2 separate regions of the Homo sapiens genome follow, and region 2 is linked to region 1. The links are chromatin loops, found by intact Hi-C in ENCODE. Cell type or tissue: gastrocnemius medialis. All regions are shown on one strand.

What was found. Hi-C counts contacts between places; a loop is a spot of excess contacts. Peaks named below come from ENCODE experiments on the same cell type or tissue, not always from the same donor. Only the 100,000 strongest peaks of a DNase experiment are listed, where the experiment ranks them.
Region 2: a loop joins it to region 1, with 4 times the contacts of the local background. A loop is called at or near these places in 1 of 110 quality-filtered maps.

The regions. Positions count from the first base shown.
Region 1 is chr11:1,297,341-1,302,340 of GRCh38, reverse strand. The region is part of intron 1 of TOLLIP (toll interacting protein); the gene reads left to right. Among named protein-coding and RNA genes, the nearest start is that of TOLLIP, 9.8 kb to the left of the region's middle. RefSeq lists enhancers at 1-438, 2,461-3,192, 3,193-3,924. In gastrocnemius medialis, no CTCF peak of the experiment used is centred here; DNase peaks (open chromatin) are centred at 2,470, 3,000, 4,050, 4,350 and 2 weaker places; H3K4me3 peaks cover 863 bases; H3K27ac peaks cover 3,862 bases.
Region 2 is chr11:1,741,871-1,746,870 of GRCh38, reverse strand. The region is part of intron 2 of IFITM10 (interferon induced transmembrane protein 10); the gene reads left to right. Among named protein-coding and RNA genes, the nearest start is that of IFITM10, 6.2 kb to the left of the region's middle. RefSeq lists an enhancer at 2,912-3,270. In gastrocnemius medialis, no CTCF peak of the experiment used is centred here; DNase peaks (open chromatin) are centred at 210, 1,100, 1,664, 2,130 and 1 weaker place; H3K27ac peaks cover 2,201 bases.

The sequences.
Region 1 (5,000 bases):
CCCTGCGCACTGAGGGGTCAGTCAGCTGGGCAGAGGGACCGCCAGGGCCACCCAGGGTCTGTCCTGACTGCCCACGGCCCTGTGTCTCAGCCCTGGTGCGCGTTCCCGCCCTCTTGCACGCCCGGATCTGGATGTGAATCACACAGGTGTGCGGGCATCGGGTGGATGGGCCATTTCTCCTGGGCCAGACTGAGCTCTGACCTGGGTGTGAACCTAGCAGCAGACATCCCCTGTAGGACAGTGGCCTGGAGCAGGCCCCTTGCAGGGCCTTCAAGGCAGGGCCAGCCCCTCAGACACAGCAGGGAGGCTGGTGATGACCTGGGCTCCAGGTTCTCAGCTTCATCTGGACCAACTGTGCTGTTCTATGTGAGTCCTGGGGCCCTGACCGAGTCTGGGGCTCCCTTCCTAGCAGACACTCAGACCTCGCCCAAGAGGCTTTGAGACTGACTTCCGCCCATATCCCTAGATGTTCCTACTACGGGGGATTTATTTCTCTCTGTTTCATTAGCTTCCTCTGTCCCTTTAGCCACGAGCCCAGCCCAGGTCTTCCTGCTGTGGGTCCCAGCTCTGAAAGTCACGTTGAATCATGGCCATGTTAGGAACTGGAGAAACCTAGGGCTCAGGGTACAGAGTTTCACTAGTTGGGCTTCTGTGTTGGGGCCTCCGTGGGCTGGCTTTGTGGCTTCAGGAGTCCTTGACGCTTGTTCTCAATGTGGGGGTGATATTGACCCTGAGAGGGCACAAGGGGTTCTTGGGGGAGGAAACTTCTGGGGTTTGGCGGCCGTGTGTGCCTCCCCAGCACAGCTCCTGGATTTCTTGCTCCTTAGTATTTCATTGTCCCTGGGTTTTCTGGGTGTCCCAGCACATGGATACGGAGTTCTCGGAAGCCCGCGACACATGTGCGATCTCAGACCTGCTGTGAGGTGGGTGGGGAGGGTGGGCAGGCGCCTGCGGATGCCGTTTGTGTGGGATCCTCAGTGCTGGTGTGAGACTCTGGCTTGGAGAATTGAATGAGAATCGTCGACATTTTGTGATTTAATTCCACAGAACGTATTTAGCCCATCGCTAATGATGTCAGTTTGCTGAAAGAATACCAGCCAGCCAGTTAAAAGGTACTTTCTCACATCAAGCAAAAGCTTCAGTTCACTAAGGATATTTTTTATTGTGTTTATATAAGTTGTTTATTTCTACGTGTGATTTGATACATTACAATTTATGTAAATAAATTACACTCAGCGCTGCTCAGCGCATAGTCATGAAGTGCTAGAAGCATTTTAGTTTTTAATTGAACTTCGTTCGACTTAGTTATGCTAACCTGGCGTTAGCGCTGAGACTCGTTGAGCCTTGCTTGCAGTGTTTACATGCCAAGTGCAGGTGCATGCGTGGCACACAGACACAAACAGCACCTCCACAGCCTCGCAGCGTCATGGGGTGGGAACGGTGAGAAGGTTTAAAAAGGCTCCGCAGGGGGCCAGTCATGGAAGTGGCCAGGAAACCCTGGTCTCCTGCCGCCTGCGTGTGGCCAGCCGTGCTTCAGGGGCGACTGTGGTGCGGCTCCTTGGGGTGATGTCTCCTGGCAGGCGTGAGGCCAGGACTGCATGTGTTCAGGACTCCACGTCCTGGGCTGAGCTGGGCTCTTCCGGGGCTCTGTCAAGGCAGAAAGTGTGGCCCAAGGAAGCAGCGGCACTCTCAGTCGGAAACGTATTCCTAACAGGTGTCGGGCAGAAAGTGTGGCCCAAGGAAGCAGCGGCTCTCTCCGTTGGAGACGTGTCACCAACAGGAATATTCACAGTGGGTGTTTAATTTGTGTGCTTAAAAAGAAAAATTAGCTTTGGATTGACTACACACATTGCATGACAAAAAAGAAGAATTAAGACTTTATTTCTGTGCCAAAACTAAAACTTAGACTTGAAGAGAAATTGTTTTAAATAGAAGTGAATGTTGGAGACCTCTTTTCTTTCGTGTGGAAAGGTACGCTGCAGTGGTTTAGAGCTCTGGCGTCAGTGAGGGAGGAATGGTCGTCAGTCACAGGCTTGCGTCGTGATCCTCTGAGAGCGGCACATGGGGGAGGAGAATCAGCAATTCCAAGAAATTTGAAGTTACATTTTAAAACTATATTTAAAACAGACTAATATTTATAAAAGTAGCTTTTATTTTCAGAGAAGATAAAATGCTGTGAGCTCTGTGGGATGAGAGCCCTACCCTGTCCTTTTTATTTTAAAAGTAATTCACGAATGTTTTTAAAAAGTTTCTAAAAATAACTAGCAGGATATAAAAGTATAAATAAATTGAAATAGAATCTTCCCTGCCTGTTTCCCTCGAGTTCCATTCCTGAATGCTCCTCCAGAGTTGGTGTCGACAGAGGCCTCCTTATGGCTCCCTGCAGCAGGTCGTGCCGCACCTCCGCCTCCGCCTCCGTCCCCCGAGTCTCCATGTGTTCGCGGCAGGGACCGCCGGCTCCTGGTGAGGCCGCGTGGCGATGCGCTGGGTGGATGTGCCTGGCTGGTGGACGGGGCGTTTTGACGGCACAGGTGACGCAGCCTCAGGCATCCTGTGCTCACGTGCCCGAGTGAGCATTGACAGGGGACTGGCTCCTGAAGTGGAATTGTTGGCCTTCACACGGGCATTTAGACTTGTTAGTGTTGAACTCAGTATGTGCATCTTGTACATGGAAGCAAAATTCTAGAAAAATATCCATTATGTATCGGGAGTAATCATTTTTGTTTTCATATTTCCAAGCCTTTGAACCAGGGTAAAGCATATATTTTTATGTGACCATTGAAATAGTTCCTCCATCATCATATGGCAAAAATAAATTTTAGGATTAGCACTGAATTTAAAAAATAAATTCAAAATAGACATTTACTGAAGGACCGAGTGTCGTCACTGAAACGATAGGGTTTACTTCAGCACCTGGACTCTCTCCCCTGTGACTCGTGAAGCATGAACTGGTAGCACTCCCTCCTCGTTTGAAGGGCTTTGCTCTAAGTTGAGAAACGAGGGCATTGCAGCAGCAGGCAAGCCGCCTCTCCCTGGTAGGCGGGGCAGCAGGTTGCGTAACCAGTATTTGTACGGGGAGGACTGAAGCCTGGTCTCCGTCTCCTCTCTTGCTCTTCCTGTCTTCAGGTTAAATGGAATATTTTTCTGAAAAACCTTGAATTTTGTAGTGTTCAGTCTTATGACGAATTGAAAAGCTGGCACGAAGAGGTCCTGTGTGTCTCACCCATGTCCCCTGGCCGACGCTCCCCTCCCCGGGAACAGCTCTCACAGCTGTGGCGCTGAGCTGGGGGCATGACTGTTGGCTCCAGGTTTTATTTGGCTGTCCTGGTTTTTCGATGACTGTCCCCTGCTGTCCCAGCACCCTGCCTTGCGTTTAGCCATCATGTCTGCCATCTCCAATCTGGGACCGTCTCTCAGGCTTTCCTTGTGTTTTTGGGACCTTGACGGTTTGAGGACGACTGACTGGTCAGGGATTTTGTCAGATGTCTCTTAATTGGGGTGTGGGTTTTTGGGAAGAAAACCCAGATGTGAGGCGTGTGTCATCTCGGGGAGCTGGACGCGCACCTGCCCCGCCACATGGCGCTGGCTGCGGTCCCCGGGCTGCGTGGGGCTGATGAGCTCCATCCGCAGGGAGCTGCTTCTCCCCTTTTCGTGTTCTATCCACACGGTTTATGTTTAAAAACCCTCTTTTCCTATTTGCCATTTTATGGTTAAATCCTTGTTGAAAAATGACACTTGATCATTAGGCCTTTGGATATAATTTTATTTTCTCCCAGTAATGAGCAGTCCCACTGTCTTTAACGGACACCTAAAGAGTGCAGAGCAAGGAGATGGAGCGCTGGACGCCTTCAAATACCGGGACAACCAGGATCCAGAGCAGCGAGGGACCCACAGTGCTCCCTCAGAGGCCTCTGGACCCCACGCCCACACGTCCCTGTGACCACCCACACCCTCCCCCGACTGGCTTCTCCATGCTGCTGTCTCCGGGACATGAGTCGCCTGTCTGTCCCCCACGTGTGGCCAGGAGGGCATGAGCCACCTGTCTGTCCCCTACGTGTGCCCAGGAGGGCACGAGCCGCCTGTCTGTCTGCCATGTGTGCCCAGGAGATACGGTGCTTTTCCTGCCATGTCCTCAGAGCTGTGCATGTGGCACACAGGAAGCAGTTGTCACAAATAAACAGGAATTTGGCCTGTGTATGTTAGTCCTGAGAACTTGGTTAGCACGAGTCTGTTTCTGCAAGATAACCCGTTCCTGGTGAGCAGACAGAGCTAGTCATAGAGCCTGCTGGCATGGGCTGTGCCAGGGCCCTGTGGGGTTGGCAGGGAAGCACGTCCTGTGTGGCCAGGTGTCCCCCGGGGAGAGAGCTCTGGGCTGTGAATCCTTCTGGGAGGCAGGCGAAGGGCCCTGGCCTTCTGTACCCCAGTGTTTCCTGTGTGCCAACAGGAACAGGTGCTTAGCATCTCGTGCCATGGGGCCTCTCAGCGCCCTCCTGAGCCAGAGCTTGCTGTTGAGCTGTACAGCGCCTCGAGAGAGGCTGCCTGGGGGAGGCTGGCCTGGGACTCCTGGCATGGGCCCACTCCGCTCAGGCACCTCTGCACCCTCCTCGATTGTCCGTAAGGGCAGGGGGTCCCTCCGGGCCCTGGCCTATGCCACACCCTCCGGAGGTGAAGCCGGGGTGCTCTGCTTGTTCTCGCAGTACGGCTTCTCTCACAGGGCAAAGGTCACTCGTGACGTGTCCCAGTCAAAAACGGGGTAAAGTGTGGGGAAACGCACAAAGTGTGTTTTGCTTTTTAGAGAAGAGCGGTTGAGCACACGCCATGCTGGCTGCTCAGGTTGGGGTGCAGCCTGCAGAGAGCTTCCCGAACTTGGGGGTCCTGAGTCCGTAACTGCTCGAAGCGGTGCCTGGATCGTCCGGGTCCCTTCTGTTTACTCACATTGGTTGTGGAGCGCTGACTGGCTTGTGCGCTCCAGGCCTTAGATGGGGACACAGGTGAGGAGC
Region 2 (5,000 bases), 440 kb before region 1:
CTCCTCCCCACCCCGACGCACCGGAAGGAAGGGCTTGGCTCACGTTTAGCCTCATCATCACATTTCCCCAGCCCAGACTTGAGTGGCCAAGGCCAGATGTACTCCACCAATGCAGCTGCCCTGCCGGGTGGGGGAGAAGACAGGGGATGCAGGGAGAGAAGAGGCTGGGCAGAGGCTGGCTGGGAGGAAGGACGCCTGGCCAGCTTCGCCTCTGCTCCATCCTTGAGCTCGAGCCCCACCCCGCCCGGCATCGCAACTGCGGTCGGCGTTCCCCTCCTGCTCCTGACTCATCATGATTGCCAACCCCGGCGTTGCCCACTGGCACGGGCACCTTCAACCTCGGGCCTGCGGATCCATCCCTGGGCTCTGACACAGGGGCCTGTGTGTGAGCCAGCACGTGTCAGTGTATGTGTGTACTCACGTGTAATTGCATAAGTGGGCATGTACTGTGAGTGTAACTATGTGTGCATGTGAATGCATTGTGTGCATGAGTGTGTACATATATTTTTGTGTGTGCATGTGTGTGCATGTGTATGACTGTGTGTAGGCAGGAGTGTATTTGCATGTGTGTACATGTGAATGCATATGTGTGCATGTGTGTAATTACGTGGGTGGGCATGGTGTGTGTAAATGTGTGTGCACAAGTGTGTGAGGGCGTGTGTGCATGTGTGGTGTGTGTACCTGTGTGCATGTGTGTGTAATTGCATGTGTGCATGGTGTGTGTAAATGTGTGTGCACAATGTGTGAGGGTATGTGCATGTGCGCTGTATGTACCTGTGTGCACGTGTGTAATCACACGTGAGTGTGCATGGCACATGTAAATGTGTGTGCACAAGTGTGTGGGGTGTGCCTGTGTACTGTCTGTATGTACCTGAGTGTGCACGTGTGTGTAATCACACATGAGTGTGCATGGCACGTATAAATGTGTGTGCACAAGTGTGTGTGGGGTGTGCCTGTGTACTGTCTGTATGTACCTGAGTGTGCACGTGTGTGTAATCACACGTGAGTGTGCATAGCACGTATAAATGTGTGTGCACGGGTGTGTGAGGGTGTGTGCATGTGTGCTGTGTGTATGTACCTGAGTGTGTGCATGTGTGTGTAATCGCACGAGTGTGCATGGCACGTGTAAATGTGTGTACACAAGTGTGTGAGGGTGTGTGCCTGTGTGTTGTCTGTACCTGCATGTGCATGTGTGTAATCACACGTGTGTGGTTCATGTAAATGTGTGTGCACAAGTGTGTGTGAGTGTGTGCATGTGTGATGTATGTACCTGACTGTGCATGCGTGTGTAATCATACGTGAGTGTGCATGGTACGTGTAAATGTGTGTGCACAAGTGTGTGAGAGCATGTGTGTGTGGTGGTGAGTATTCCTGCGTGTGTGTGTGTGTGTAGAAGCAACAAAGGAAAAGGGCCCCTGGAATTGGAGGTCATGCTTCCGACCAGCTCCAGCTGTGGCTCCCCAGACCAATCCTGAGCAGAAAGCTCCAGTGTTGGGGGGCTGAAGCTGCAGCTGGTGGAGCTCTGCCTCCCCTCTCTCTGTGCCCTGCCAACAGCCTGCGGACATGGGTCTGGCTGCCTGGGCTCCCGTCCGGAAGCTGTCCCTCCTCCCGCTTGGCTCAGGCTGTGGCTGGCCGGCTGGCATGGGGCAGGCCCATCTGGCTCGGGTTGTAGGTAGGTCAGGGATTTCTGGATGGTGCCGGGTTTCTGCAGGGGTTGGGGGTGGTGTGAGGTTGACCCTTCTGAGGGTCAGGGACGGCTCATTACACCTCCTCCCAAGCCTGCTCCTCCTGTGTCCTTCCTGCGGTGGGCGGGGGCAGCCAGGGCAGAGAGGCTTTGGGGCATACCTGGGAGTGGGTGCAAGGTGACCTGTCTCCATCCTGGGCAGAAGGGAGGACGGAACTGGCTGGCTGTGGACCCCACGCCTGGGAATGCATCCATCTGGTCACCCAGCTGCAGGTCTCCTGACCTGCACCCTACACCAAGGACGCGGGGTGGCCCTAGGTTCAGAAGGTCTTGGCTAAAATCCGAGCTCTTGGGACAGACAAGCCATCTTGCCTCACTGAGCCCCTGTTCCCTCATCTGTTCACAAAACAAATAGAAACAAAACAACATTCAAGCCAGCACACGTGAGCAGGGCGGAGGCCCGCATGCAGTGGTATGAACTAGACAGTGTGTCCTTGCCTGCCCCCACGTGTCCATCCACCCGTCCAGCCATCCATCCACCCCCCCCACCCACATGGGCCAATTCGGCTCAACGCAGGCTGGATCTGCAGCGCAGAGATTGAAGCCTTATTTTGCACAGCCTGGTGTCCGGGGAAGGCAGAGATACAAAAAGTCAATTCTCCATTCATGCCGCCTCCACACACTGTCTCCTGATGACCACTGGCTCCCGCGGTCAGCTGGATGATGGCCAAACGTCTCATCTCAGCATCCAAGCTGCCTTTTTAACCCTTCTGGCCTCAGCGGTTCCCCGCCCCGGTCACTCGGCAAATGTGATGTGAGCGATGTGCACATCCTCGGCCTGGAGAGCTTTTGTGAGATCTGGGTCTCTCTTCTGCAAAGCCTCCAGAGACAGTCCTGCCCCAGCCACATCTGCTCACCCCAGCCAATCTGTGCCCAAGGCAGAGCTGGCCAACAGATGGGTCAGGACATGTGGGTCTAATGGGTGGGTGGACAGAGGACACATGGTGAGACGGAAGAAGCACCACAGTGTTTCAGAAAAGGAATACTTCATTCCCAGTTTGGGGTGAGGCTGGAAAACTTCTAGAAGGAGGCAGCAATTTCACTGGGCCTTGAAGCTTGGTGAGGGGAAAGGTGTTTCAGGCGGGGAAAATGGCATAAACTAAGACACGTAGGTGGGGCAGTCTAGGGGGTCGGCAAGGCCCCTGTCCTCAATGGGAGATGGAAGACATTCCTGGAAGAGTGCCTGAGGCAGTGCGGTGAACGGGTTTGAAAACCTCGTGAGGGGCTGGGCTCTCATCTGTAGGAGCCATGGAAAGAGAAGGATATGATCAGGGCCATGAAATCTGCAACCAGTGTAGGGGAAGGAGACAAGACAAGCCTCGAGGCAGAAGGTTCAAGTCCCAGTGTGGTGGTCCAGGTGGGAGAGCTTGCGAGCTGGGGATGGGGGTGGGAGAGGAGGAACAGGTGTGGCTAGGACACAGCAGCTGCTAGATGTGAGCCCAGGAGGCTGTGAGACCTTCCAGTGACAGGGCGGTCAGAAAGAACAGGTTAGGTGGGTGGGTTCTGCGTTGGGTTTTGGATGTACACACTCACCCACTCACTCCTTTCTGAATATCAGCATCACACATTTATCTTTCCCATCCTCCATCCATCTATCATTCATCCATCTTCCATCCATCCATTCTCCATCTGTCCATCCATCCATATGCATCCATCCATCCATCCTCCATTCAGCCATCCTCCATCTGTCCTTCATCTATCCATCCACCCTCCATCCATCCGTCTATCCATCTTCCATCCATTCATCCATCCATCCTCCATCTGTCCATCCTCCATCCATCCATCCATCCATCCATCTTCCGTTTGTCCATTCTTCATCTGTCCATCCATCCATCCTCCATCTGTCCATCCATCCATATCCATTCATCTATTCATCCTCCATCCATCCATCTTCCATTTGTCCATTCTTCATCTGTCCATCCATCCATCTTCCATTTGTCCATTCTTCATCTGTCCATCCATCCATCCTCCATCTGTCCATCCATCCATATCCATCCATCTATTCATCCTCCATCCATCTATCCATCCATCCTCCATCCATCCTCCATCCATCCATCCATCCGCCCTCCATCCATCCTTCATCCATCCATCCATCCACCCTCAATCCATCCATCCATTTATCTTTCATCCATCCATATGTCCATCCATCCATCCATCCTCCATCTGTCCATCCTCCATCCATCTATCCATCCATCCTCCATCCATCTATCCATCCTCCATCTGTCCATCCATCCATCCATCATCTGTTCATCCTCCCTCCGTCCATCCACCCAAACTTATATTCAATCCATCCTCCCACATTTCCTTCAACCCCTCCAAATAGCCACCCAACCTTCCATCCACCTGTGTTCACACATGATCATTCAGGCTCCCCTCCCTGCCCTGCTCTCCCATCCTGTCCCCACCAACCTTATGCATCAACCCACTAAACTATTCATCTAGTCTCACTTTCTCAGTAATTGCCCACTTTCCTTCCAAGCCCTACCTGTCAATAGACCCAATCATCCCTCCATCCTGTGACCTCATGTGGCAACACATCTATTCACCCTTCAAGACATCCACCCGCCCTTCCTCCTGCTGCTCCCCTAGCTGAGTCACACTCACCCATTCACTGAGTGCCTCCTTCATACTCAGCGTGCCTCAGCTCACCCCAACTGTCAGCTCAATCCAGCCACTGTCACTTTCTCTATTCCCTCCTTCCTCATCCACCTTGTCTCTAACCGCTCATGCATAAATTTCTCACGTTCTTCTTTTCCCTCTCATTTTTTTCTTTTCCTTTCTTTTGCCCCACTTTTCGGCCATGCATTCTCCCCTTCTATCCCCTTCATTCTTTCTACCATCCGCCTACGTGCTTTACTAATATAGCTAATCATTCAGCTGTAAAATGTCCATTCTCTCTTGTTTCCTCTCAGGCATGTGTCCACCCACCCCACCACTCATCTCGTTGACCATCTGACCTTCCAGGCACATCCATCCCATCTTTCCTTCCTTGGCTTTATTCAGGTATCCCATTCACCTGCCTCCAAGTTGAGTGGCATGAGCCTGTCCAGCCTGCTCTAATGAATTATCATAGATTAGTTGGTTTATAAACACTGGGTATTTACTTCTCACTGTTCCGGAGGCTCGAAGTCTGAGATCAGGGTGCCAGCATAGTCAGGTTCTGATCAGGACCCTCTTCTGGGTTGCAGGCTGTCAACTTCTGTGTCCTCATTTGCCAGTAGGGCCGAGGGCCTCCCTGGGGCCCCTTTTATAAGGG